Regions from separate parts of the Homo sapiens genome. Here region 1 is linked to region 2. Evidence: chromatin contacts called from ENCODE Hi-C or POLR2A ChIA-PET data. All regions are on one chromosome and are shown on one strand. The core of a region is the stretch at or near the end of the contact, and the rest is flanking DNA. Distances in the headings are between cores, read along the strand shown. Region 1 overlaps LINC01250 (long intergenic non-protein coding RNA 1250). Region 2 has its middle 280 kb from the start of LINC01250.

Evidence for each region. A loop is a pair of places that touch in the nucleus more often than their neighbours do. ChIA-PET counts read pairs that join two places held with the same protein, here RNA polymerase II (POLR2A). Pooled maps may share reads with other maps.
Region 1: POLR2A ChIA-PET joins it to region 2 with 11 read pairs in SK-N-SH. The contact joins two enhancer-like sites. A Hi-C loop is called at or near these places in 1 of 50 pooled maps. POLR2A ChIA-PET finds 5 or more read pairs at or near these places in 2 of 52 experiments (OCI-LY7 and SK-N-SH).

Annotation. Positions count from the first base shown.
Region 1 is chr2:2,900,094-2,906,519 of GRCh38, forward strand. The region is part of intron 5 of LINC01250 (long intergenic non-protein coding RNA 1250); the gene reads right to left. Among named protein-coding and RNA genes, the nearest start is that of LINC01250, 220 kb to the right of the region's middle. Within about 2 kb of position 1,343, at least 5 of the 41 ENCODE cell types and tissues checked have a DNase peak (open chromatin) inside an H3K27ac peak, as active enhancers do.
Region 2 is chr2:2,842,762-2,849,152 of GRCh38, forward strand. No RefSeq gene overlaps it. Among named protein-coding and RNA genes, the nearest start is that of LINC01250, 280 kb to the right of the region's middle. Within about 2 kb of position 4,755, at least 7 of the 41 ENCODE cell types and tissues checked have a DNase peak (open chromatin) inside an H3K27ac peak, as active enhancers do.

The DNA of each region.
Region 1 (6,426 bases), core at 93-2,592, 54 kb after region 2:
CCAGATGCTGCCTCTCCCTTTTGCAATTTCAGTACCACAATTGAGCAGCTTTCCTTCCTGATAACAGACCACTGGCCAGGGGGCCAGGGAGTGGTTCTGGCCAGTCTAGAAGGATGAAGAATAAGGGTCTTCATGTCTTCTGCTGCACCTTTTGAAAGCAGAAAACTCTACCCTCAAATCAAGCTATCAGCACCATTTTTCTTTAACATGGGTCGAGGAGGCATGAAGCTCAATTGCACGTGCCTGCATTTTTCATTTCATAAATATTCACGACTCCTCCTATAGCTTATTGAATATTTATATTCAGCAACCTCACTCACAAAAAATCCCTGTTCCCTTTGCCCCTGCCTCCTAGTGTCTGTTTCCAGCTTCTGTCTGGAGGCTACACTTCCCAGCCAGTCAGAATGGCTGGTCTGCAGGCTGCAGCCCTTTAGGAGAAATGAAGCTCTCCTTTCCAAATTTATAAACCTCAGTGTTCTTCAGTGACAGGGTAATCTGGTACCTCAATGTGAAGGCACACTATTTCATCACAGAAAAAAAATACAGTAGAAAAATAGAGACTAGTCTTTATGTTGAATGTATAAAACTGTTTATATGTAGACAAGTAAGAAAGGTAGGTTACAAACAGTAGGTATGGGATGAATCACTTCAGTCATAAACAAACAAATGCACACAAACACATATGCCCATAGAATAATAACCATGAATTTATTTCCTCAAACACCTATCTCTATGGAAGGAGTGTTTTAGTTTTATTGTGGGGCTCCTTGTTTCTTCTCATTTTCTACAGTTCATATTAGTAATTTGCAGTCCTACTGACAAATATTATTAAATACAAATAGATCAACCCAAGTGAATTTGATAACTAGTAATGAATCGAGTCAGGCTTTATTGTTCATTCTTTCCTGCCTCACTTTACATGAGCCCCTTAGGAAATGCCAATGAGAGAATACACAAGTGGCATAGAATATGCATGCTGAAATGACTCCTTTTGTGAATAAGTTAATCCCAGAGAAGGCAAGTGACTTGACCAGGCTCACTCAGTGTTAGAACAGAACCTGGGCAGAGTCTCCACTTCCTGATTTAACTCAATACTTGGAAAAGGCCCTGCCACAGAGGACAGGTGTTTTCTTCTTCATAATTACAAAGTAGGAGAGAAGAACTTGGAAACACTAGTCTTACCAAACTGATAACCTTTCTGATATCACTGATGGTCCACTCGCCCATCAGTGATATGTAAAATAATGGGAGGACTGTTCTTCAATTTTCTTTAACACTGATATGAATTCTAAACACAGAGATACAGTAGAATCTCGAGGCAGCATCTTTTGTCGTTTCTGATAAGCACGAGTGCTTTGAGTGTTGTCAAAATGTGGAACTGCAACTCACAGAGGAGGAGGCTGCCAAAGCAATGAGTTTCAGCTTTGCTGTGAAGTCTGACTTGGTTGAGGAGGGCAATTTGCCCTCCAGGATGGGGTGCAGTGTTTAAAATACTTGTCACATGAAGGCAGTGTCTCAGCCCTCCCAGAAGCCGCGATGCACCCCCAGCTACAGCAGGACTGCCTTCACTGCTTCCTACACATTTCCCATTTGCTGGGTTTTGAAAGTCATTATGAAAAGAGAAGCCTTGAAAGAGAAAAGGAAAGCAAATTTCATGGTACAGTCTTTGTGAGCAGCTCTCAGCAGGAAGCATCTCCATGGTGACCAAGGTCTGCTCCTGGACGTGGAAGAGGCAGTCACCACCCCCTAGGTTAGAGGAGACACAAGTTGCCAAATATTAACAGGAAAGACAAAGACTTTACAAAACTTTTTGTGGGTGTTCTCATTCACTCTAACGTCTCATCCAAGGTCTGCTCATGCCTCACAGAAAAGAATGTGACTTAACCTAGACAACACCAGTTCTTCAGGTAAGACATCACAAGCCATCCTCAGGTGGCCAGCGAGGTTCTCAGAAGATCAAGGCCATGGAAGTTTCTCTCCAAGAGCTGTCAGTGGTGGGGAGATCAAAGGCCTCCATTCATTCAATATTTATTCAGCAAATATACAGAATCAAGAATCAAGCTGAGAGCTGAGTTCAGTAAGCCAGGGAGTCATCCAAACAGGTCGCAAAAATCAAAGGGGAGGTGAGAAGCAGGTATCAGAACTCAGCGCCAACTGCCAAGGGAGGGAAGGAGGACCTGGGAGGTTCTGCCGCCCAGGCTGGAATCCCAGGCTCTCCCCACGGCTGTGGTGCAAGCCTGGAAGTGACGAGAGGAAGGCTGGACCAGAGGCACCTCCTGATGGGGCACTCCTCCCCACGTGCTTTTTCAAGAGTAAGGGGGACAGAACTGCAGCTCTAGCCTAGGAGAAGCAGTGCCAAGGGTGATTTCGAGGGAATCAAAGCCTCACTCCCACTCCAGGAAAGGCACAGACCTGCTCAAAAAACATCCGAATGCATGTCTGCACAGAGGGTCTGCACAGAGGCAGAGAAGCATGAGAGGAGGAAGATATGATGGCCTTCACCCAAGGAGCATGGCAGAAGGTACTTCTGGTCCACTAGAAGTCATCCACACTGGCTGGATGCCACTATCCTCTTCTTTTTCTTCAAGCCTCTAACAGGCATATTGCCTGGTCCTGCACTGACCCCTCTCTGTATGAGAGCTCTTAGCTTCAGCTCTGTCGATGGCCTCCCTGGTTCACAGGAATTCCTTCCTGGCTTCCTGTCCCCCTCTCGCCTTCTCCTCCCACCTGTCCTTTTGTGCCGTATGCTGCGTTTATTCCAACTTACCAGTTCTGCAAAAACACTTCAGCTTTGAATATGCTGCTTGCTTTGCCTTAAATATAAGCCCGAATTGTCCTCCCTACTCCACCTCGAGGTGCACATGAGCCATCCCCTGCTCTCTGCTCAGCGCCCTGTCTGGTTAGCTGCCTCTTCCTGACATGGAGTGGAACCCCACACAGGCCATATCCCAGCATGCACCACTTCCCTCTGCGTATATGTCTGTCTTCCCTACTGGCTGGGACTGCTTTGAGGACAGTGACTGTGCTGTTTCTCTCTGTGTTCTCAAGGCTTGTGTAGCACAGGCCTGGCATGCAGTACTAACTCATCATCTGTGGTCTCCATCCCATTACAGCCATCACAGAGCTATATCCCAAGCTAATCACTGTGGGCCTGGCATCTGTTGTCCCTGGCATCTGTTGTCCTCTGCCCAGGGACATCTCATGCACACAGTCAGACTCTCTGAGGAAGGCCCCATGCCTTTGGCATTCCCCTTTGCAGTCAGCGTGCTGCAGACACTCCATGAGCAAGACCCCTTTCATTTCAGGGCAGGCCAGAGTTGTCACTTGCCTACTGACTGCTGAGTGATTTAACCGTAAGATCAGTGCCTGTACCTTGTAGGTGCTCAAAGAGTGTTTGTTGTATGAACAATGGAGGGTGTATGTGAGCTCTCAGACTCTCCCCAACTAGCAGTCAGAATGAACCTTGTTTCAGGTTCTGCCCGGCTGCTGCTGGCTCTGTACTATGCGACCAAGTCCAATAACATGAGACAAATCACTTCACATTTCTGTGTCTCCATTTTCTAGTCTAAAATTGGGATCATAATCTGTCCACATTTTTGGGGGGTTTTGTTTGAATTTCAATGTAAGACCACATATATGAAAAATCCTTTTAAGCTCTAGAGCACACCATTCGATCATTCAACAATGCCTAGCAGGTGCCTACCATGTGCCAGACACTGTTCTAGGAACTGAAAATCGAATTGTTTTTTAAAGTCCCCCCAAACATGCCTTTTCTCTAAGCTTTTACATAACACAAATTTCCTGCTTAACGCCCCAGACTACTTCATGGTAAATACATAAGATGCGTTTATTAAACATTTGCTGGGAAATAAATGTGTGCTTGCAACAAATTCCTTTACAGTGAATACATCTTCTCAACAAAAGCTTGTTTTCCTTATCTAAGGTCGCAAAGAAATCACTTACTTTACTCTCTCACCCCATATACATAAGTACCTGCTATTTGTCAAGTGGTCTGCTAGCCCTGGAGGTAAAATGAAAAGCCAGACATATTCCCTGCTTTCAAAGATTACACAATCTATCCAGGGAGATGGACAAATAAGCAGAAAATCATCCTAGAATATAACAACTCTAAAACATCTCAATAAGTGCTGAGATCAGGGAGGTCTTCCAAGTGGAGGTGGCCCTTGAGCTATGTCTTAGAGGATGAATTTGAGTTTTCTGAGCATTGAGGGAGAGGTAGCCGGTCCGAAGAGCACAGCATAGGCAAGGCCCAGTGGAACGAAGGGACAGCTGGTCAGCGTGGCTAAGAGGCTGCCTGGGTGTTGGGAGAGAGACCAGGGAAGAAGCAAGCCAAGGCTTACGCAGCGCCAGAGGACTCACACTCGATCCCAGGGCAGCAAGAAGCTACTGAAGGATCCCAGCAGAAGAGGGCCCACATCCCATCCAGAGACAAGAAACGAATCTCTGCCAGCGTGACAGAGGATGCTCTTATGGGTAGGAGTGAGGAGGTATGTCCAGAGGCAAAAGATCAGAAATGAAATCATTTGGGAAGAGTCACAAGCTTTTAGATTGACAAACTGAGAGCTAACCTCAACTATTCACATTTATTTACCCCTGTCTTCAAAAGAAATCCCTGTTCCACTTCCCCTCACCATCTTAAAAAACCCAACCATTTCAAGTCGAGATACCCCAGATTATCCTTGGGCCAGAATAAATGCACACAGAGAGAATCTGGGACTTCCAGAGTAGGCATGAGGGGGTACAGAGTCCAGGCCCGACCTTGCTTCCGTTTGTTGGCGTTTTTGCCGCAATGCGGCTGGAGCTCTGCGGGGCCACAGTTCCCTGTACTGGAGCTCCACTCTCGGGTGCAGTCCTCACACAACCACGTGCCATTTGTTGTCAGAATAATTAACCAGAATGGAAAAGCGAGTTCATTAAGATTTGACAAGAAGATACCAATCCCAGCACCCAGACCTCACCAGCTTTCATGAAGAGCATGGCAGAGTGCAGGGAGCTGGCTGCCTCTGCCTGCAGATGGGAAAGCATGCAGCCATCCCATGGGAAATCAGCCATGGTTCTCAAGCTCTGTCCCCAGCGGAACACGTGTGCTCTGACCTTAGAATGGACTAGTGGAGAGTGGAAAGGGCAGCAGGTTCGTAGTCAGAAAGACCCAGGGCTGCAGGTCCGTAGTCAGAAAGACCCAGGGCTGCAGGTCCGTAGTCAGAAAGACCCAGGGCTGCAGGTCCGTAGTCAGAAAGACCCAGGGCTGCAGGTCCGTAGTCAGAAAGACCCAGGGCTGCAGGTCCGTAGTCAGAAAGACCCAGGGCTGCAGGTCCGTAGTCAGAAAGACCCAGGGCTGCAGGTCCGTAGTCAGAAAGACCCAGGGCTGCAGGTCTGTTGTCAGAAAGACCCACGGGTCTATCCTTCGTGCCACTTCTTTCTTTAGGACCAATGATTTAACTTTGCTGAGCCTTGGATTCCTCATATAGAAAATAAGGACAAAATTACTTTTCAGAACTATAAAAAGGATTCATTGTAAAAGAAGTAAAATACCAGCCAGGTGCAGTGGCTCACGCCTGTAATCCCAGCACTTCCTGGAGGCTGAGGTGGGCGGATCACCTGAGGTCAGGAGTTCGAGACCAGCCTGACCAACATGGAGAAACCCCATCTCTAGTAAAAATACAGAATTAGCCAGGCGTGGTGGCGGGCGCCTGTAATCGCAGCTACTCAGGGACTGAGGCAGGAGAATCGCTTGAACTTGGGAGGCGGAAGTTGCAGTGAGCGGAGATCGCGCCACTGCACTCCAGCCTAGGCAACAAGAGCGAAACTGTCTCAAAAAGAAAAAAAAAAAAAAAGAAGTAAAATACCTAGCAGGGTTCCTGGAAGGTAGCAGATGATTAATAAAGTGGACTTAATATAATCTCACTTCTGTATTGAGGCCTTATCTTAAACCTTATAATGTTAACTTTTATCTAGTTGATACTACATCATATAATAAATGGAACATGCTTAATTTTCGTTTTCTATCCTGTGAATTGTCTTAAATTTTAGAGCCCTCTACCAGTTTCCATGCTAAAAGGTGGTAGAAGGCAGTGTCTGATTGAGTGCAGAATTATGAATCCTATCGTTTTAGATCTGCTGCATCACCACTGCGTGGTGAGAGTTCCACCAGAAGCAAAGCACCCCGACTTCAGGCACCCATCTTCCCGGGCAAGTGCGAAGCCTCGTTCTGAGTGAGAAAAGCACAACACAAGATACAGGATAACACAGCTGAGCTAACTCTCTGCAACAGATTTGTTCCAGGAATACTGGATGAGATGTATTTTGTGTGACTGAATTCTCTTCTGAAGGCCCAATGGGAGGTGAGTATTATATCAACTGCTGCCTGGACACCCCCATTCCTGCTCCTCCTGACAGTACACCTCT
Region 2 (6,391 bases), core at 3,505-6,004:
CCGGAGCCTTCAGCACCCAACTCCTGTGTGACAAAACTGTGGATTGGGCCCTGCACCCCAGGGTGCCTGGAAGGTGGGATCCAAGCCCCATTGAGCCCGGAGGGCAGAGCATTGAGCCGATGTTGATTCCTGATCTTTAAGGCCTTTCTTCTTCCCTATTTTTGCCCTGTGGAATACAAATGTCTGTACTACACGTGCCCCACAACTGTATTTTGAAAGCACATAAAACGTTTCATTTCACCAGCTCATAGATGATGAATTTGCCTCAAGACGCAAACCACCTTTGAGTCTCACCAGTATCTGATTCAGGTGAGACTTTAGACTTTTGCATTGCTGCTGAAATTAATTAAAACTTTTAAGGATGTTGAGATGGAACGAATGTATTTTGTATGTGAAGACATGAATTAGGAGGGTTCGGGACAGAATGCTATAGTTTGAATGTACGTATATCTCCAAAACTTATATGTTGAGATTTAAATCCCAATTTGATGGTATTAAGAGGTGTGTCCTTAGGGAGGTGATTAGGCCCTGAGGGCTCCACTGACAAGAATGAGACTAATGCCCTAAGAAAGATGCTTCAGAGACCTTCCTAGTCCTTTTGCCTCTTCTGCCCTGTGAGTGCATAATGTGCAGCCATTCTGCCATTGCTCCATTGTGCCTTAAGCCATGGGAAGACACTGCAACAAGGTGTCATCTTGGAAGCAAAGAGGAGCCTCACTGGACACCGAAGCTGCCAGCACCTTGATCTTGAACTTCCCAGCCTCCAGAATTGTGAGAAATGAATTTCTTATTTACAAATTACTTGGTCTAAGATATTTTGTTATAGCAGCATGATCGGAATAAGAGAGTTATTTTATGTATTTATAAAAACACAATGTTTCATCGCACTCCCTAAGGCTCGTGGTAGGGTTTGGGAAGTGGGCCATTTTACACCAAGAGTGGGAAGAGACAGACATGCAGATGTCTCCCTGAGCTTTTCAAGAAGCCTGAAGTCTGGTCATTGTTATCCTGGTTAGTCTAGTTAAGACCCTGCCTAAAATCACAGGCTAAGGAGAGCATGCCAAGAGTCATTCCCTCCTTAAGGGCTATGTTCCAAGGGGAAAAAATCACTCTATATAGATGCATCCTCAGATGAATGAAGATGTGGCCTCAGATCCTAGAGCAGGGAGGGGGCCCCCTTAGTCTTCACTTAGTCTGCCCCCTTAGTCTTTGCTTAAAATGCAGTGGAATATCCTAGTTAGTTTAGGAAACTTCAGAGACCCGGTAAGGCCACCAACACTTCCACACTCAGGGCAAGAGTCTCTATGGGAAATGGAGTGCTCCAAGTTGCCGCAGGTGCAGCGTGCGAGCTCAGTGTGCGCGTGTACATACAGGGGAGTGCAAAGCAAGCACTCGTTTGCATAGAGCCTCTCCGCATGCTCACAGACACACAGAGAAACGTGCACAGAGCCACCGCCTCTTCAGGAAACTTCCAGAGGCCCTTCCAAGTAGACCACTGGGTCTTCACCCACAGACTCTGCATCAGGGTTTCAGGATGTACCCTATCCTCAATGTCAAATATAGTGGCTTACCTGGTTGAAAGCTTCCACCAGGGGGCAAGATTTTCCATTCCACAGTGAGAATCCAGGCCCAATCCTGCTACAAGGAGACACATCATGCCTTTACCTTCCATGCAGATGTAATAGTGGCAAGGCAAATGCTCTCCTTGACCAGAGCAAAGACATGGGGAAGTTAGGGCAGAAGAGTCCTGCAGGGAGCAAAAAGAGGCGTGAGGGAAGAGGCCAGGCAAGGCAGAGTGTGAGGAGTGAAGCCCAAATCAAGCCTCTTGGACCTCAATAGCTGTCAAGGTCTTATCTTGGCTACAAATAAAATATTGCATTTTAAACCCCCAAATATGCCAAGACCATCCTCTGCCTCTCTGTCTCTAACCTTTCCAGACTGAGCTCTAGGATGCCAGGGAAAAGCAGCAGGGCAGTTAATTCCCGCATTCCTTCCACCTACAGCAGGCTCTGGGAGTCCAGTACATGCAGGGCCTGGGGGACAGCAGAGCCCCACCTGAGACAGAGGCTGAGCTCAGCAGCCAGTCAAACCCGGTCTGGTTCTGCTTCCAGATGAAAACGTCTCTATGTTAGTGTGTTTCTACACTGCTATGAAGAAATACCACAGAATGGTAATTTGTAAAGAAAAGAGGTTTAATTGACTCACAGTTCCACATGGCTGGGAGACCTCAGGAAACTTATAATCATGGAGGAAGGCACCTCTTCACAGGACAGCAGGAGAGAGGATAAGAGCCAGCAGGGAAAATGCCAGACGCTTATAAAACCATCAGATCTCGTGAGAACTCACTCACTATCACGAAAACAGCATGGGGGAACCATCACCATGATTGAATTACCTCCACCTGGTCCCACTCTGACACGAGGGGATTATTACAATCCAAGGTGAGATTTGTGTGGGGACACAGAGCCAAACCATATCAACCTCAGACCACCGCAGTCAACAGTGCAGCCAATGTTTCCTGGAATCGTTGAGCAGACATCAAATGGAGTAGCTGCCTTTTGTGTAGAGGCTGTGGTATGGATGTCTCTACGTTGGACCCACACTTGGCATCATGCAAGTCACACCTATCAGACGCATGACAGAGATGAAGCCAGCTGGTCCCGAGCGTGCCTATGCCTGTCCATGTCTGTGCTGCCTCGCTGCAGGCATGCACTCTCCTGCCGTGCGCTGAGGTGGACGCTGCATGGCTGGGACATTCTCTCTACCTGTCTCTGCCTCTGTGTCTGTCTGTCCCCCACACACACATGTGCGTACACACACAATGTTGCTGGTCCCTGTCCACTAGAATGCACTCCATGTGATGACTGTGGATCCTACCACGACCAGCACCAGAAATAAGGCACCAGCACAGCTCAGGAGAGGAACTCGCCCAGGTTTTGAAAGATTTGATCCATCATCCTCACTTTGAGTACAAGTCAAAAATAAAAACCTCCAGAGGCCAACCCTTTTTAAAATTCATTTCTTATTGCCTTTCTTTTTTCTCTCCTTTTCCTCTCTAGATGGTGGCAGCAAAATTCAAAGCAAGAGAATCCCCAGGGAAAGGACAAGATGGCAAGACCCAGCCTGGGGTGGCCACGGCCCTCCTCTCTGACAGGATCCTTCCCTGGGAGGTTTTCTCTCAACTTCTACACCCAGAACTGTCTCCAAAACGGGAAGCGTGTTAGCTGGAAACGACTCGTTCCTAGCAAGGCTGCTCCATCTGCATGGGCTCGGCGCTGCTGGGATCTGGGATCCGTCCTGACTTGTGATTCTGGTGCTGTTGCCTTGGGATCCTCGCTGAAATGCCAGCCACTACGTTGGCTCCCTTATAATCACCTCTTGCCCACTAGGGAAGGTAAAATAGCATCGAATCAGGAGGAGGAGGCATCGGAAGCACTGTGATGGGGACGTGGTTAGGTTTTCTTCCTCCAGCCCTGAACAGGAGCCTCTGAATTTTTCAACAGCTGTCTTTGCCCCTCTTGGAGAAAGCCCCGTCTGTTCCCCCTTCCTCACTGCGTAATCCTTCCCATACGCCCCTGCTCGCTGCCATTTCTGAAGGACACAGGGGGCTTCTGTTACCTGAGCCCTTTTTCCCTCACAGATGCCTGCAGGCTGAGGCTTGCTGGGGAGGCCTCTTCAAGGGACGCCTAGCCCCTGGACATCATCCAAGTTGGCAGCTTCACCACAGAGCTGCTGAGAGAAAGGCGCGGGGGGCAGCCTGGGCTGGCCTGCTGAGCCAAGATAAAGCTGCAGGAACCTGCTGCTGCCAGAAGGGATGTTTGCTGGGTTCCCACAGGTGACCAATGCAGGCAGAGACCAGCCAGGACTCCAGCTCAGGGACAGTGATGGGCACAGGGTCACGCAGGGCTCTAGGCTTGGCCCAGGTTTTGAGCCAACAACACCAGCTGCCTGGTGGTGGGAACAGACACAAGCACCAGGCTCAGTTTTCAAAGCTCTCCTCCTCCTTCTCCTGTTATTTAAGGTCATACCACATTGGAAGTGAGTCAGGCAGGTGGAGCCCTTTATGTCCATGAGGCAGGTGCAGCAGCCCAGGGAGGCAGGGTGGCCTTTCCCAGGAATAGCCAGCGTCACCTGGAGGCAGAGCCAGGCGAGGGCTGTGTGGGTGGCTCCCAGCCATGTGGACAGCAGGCCTGACTGTCCCTGTCCCCATGAGCCTCATGAAGGTGCCGCGGATCCGTCCAGGCGTGGGTGTTGTTCTCTTCCGGCCCAGCCTTCTCCCTCTTTCCACACACACGATTGGGCCAGCATCTCCCGTCTGCTGCCATCTCCTCTGCTGGTGGGGGTGCGTCAGCTGACCCTGTGCCCTCTGGCCTCATTTTTCATGGGTGTTGCCACTGTCTGGCTGTCTGCCCCTTCCCACATTAACTCTCACCCTCTGGCGGCAGAGACCTTGTCTTGCCCATCTCTGTATCTCCAGCCCCCAGTGGCCCTCAGTGCGCATTTGCCAAGGGAAATATATGCAAAAAGTACATTTGCATATCACAGCCCTGTGAGGCAGACACACCCAGAATCATTGCTCCTGCTTTGCAGAGAGGGTCTGTCCCTGGACCCCGTCTTTGACTGCTGGGGCCTGAGGGTGTGGGCGGACAATGAGGCACATCAGAAGGAAGTAGAGAAGGGAGAGTGAGAGCCTGTCTTTCGTCCAGCTCCCTCCCTGCAGGGCCACCCCTGGCCAGCCTTAGACCAAAGGACACAGATGCCAGCAAATGTCTCTGCCAGCCCCCGGGGCTGGCAGGTGGCCTCCCTCCCAGCCACACTCAGATGCCATGGCTGTGATTACAAAGAACACAGGGACCAGGGCACTTGGGCTCTGTGTGACAACCCTGTGCAGCTGGGGACACACACACACCACAGCATGCCACATATACATACACACACACACATCATACACACCACAGCACAGCACACACACAAACCATACACACCACAGCACAGCACACACACACACAAACCATACCCACCAGAGCACAGCACACACACAAACCATACACACCACAGCACAGCACACACACACACACAAACCATACACACCATGGCACAGAACACACACACAAACCATACACACCATAGCACGGCACACACACAAACACAAACTATGCACACCACAGCACAGCACACACACAAACACAAACTATACACACCACAGCACACACACAAACACAAACTATGCACACCACAGCACAGCACACACACAAACACAAACCATACATACCACAGCACAGCACACAGACACACGCAGACCATACACGCCATAGCACAACACACACACACAAACCATACACACCATAGCACAGCACACACACACAAACACAAACCATACACACCACAGCACAGCACACACACAAACACAAACTATACACACCACAGCACAGCACACACACACACACAAAAACCATACACACTACAGCAGAGCACACCACACGCACAAACACAAACCATATACACCACAAAGGAGCAAACCACACGCACAAACGATACACACCACACCATAGCAAATCACACACAAACATACACACATATACCATACATACCACAGCACATCACACACACACACAAACCATACACAGACCACAGACACCACACACTACACACACCGTATCACACATGCCATGAGTGCATGCCACATGAGTGCACGCCACAAGCATGTACCCCACATGCACACACATAGACACACACACCACCTTTCCCACCAGCACAGCCGCCCTGTGGTTGGAGGAGGCTGGGAGTGGTCTTTGCTGTTTTTTGCTTAGGAAGCTGTGAGCCCAGCACAAGTCCATGTGTCTCCTCCCCTGCGGCACACTTTATCTCCCCCCGTCCCCCACCTCCCTCTCCCATCCCCTCTCTCTCTCCCCACTGTGGTCCTGGGCTCAGGCTGACAGGAATCCTAAGAGGCAGGGAGAATGGAAAAGAGACGGACTGCAGGGGCAGCTGGGGAGACACCAGCTGTTCACAGAAGACTAGCAGCCAGGCGCCCAGCCTCACCAGGAGCTGAGCAAGGCCAAGGAGAGAGGAGGGAGAGGGGAGGGCCTGGGGGTGATGGGGAGCCAGGGAGGGAGGGAGGACTGTTGAGAGGGCCTGGGTGGGGGAAGGAAGCCAGGGAGGGAGGGGAGGGAGGGAGGACTTGGTGAGGGCATGGGGGGAAGGGAAGCCAGGGAGGGAGAGCAGGAGAGGGAGGACTGTAGGGATGGACTGCGGGGAAGGGGACCCAGGGAGGGAGGTGGGAGAGTAGGACTAGGGGAGGGCCTGTGGGGGAAGGGAAGTCAGGAAGGGAGGGGACGGAGAGAGAACTGCAGGGAAGCCTCCAAGGCTCAGCCCTTTCAAGCAGGGGCTT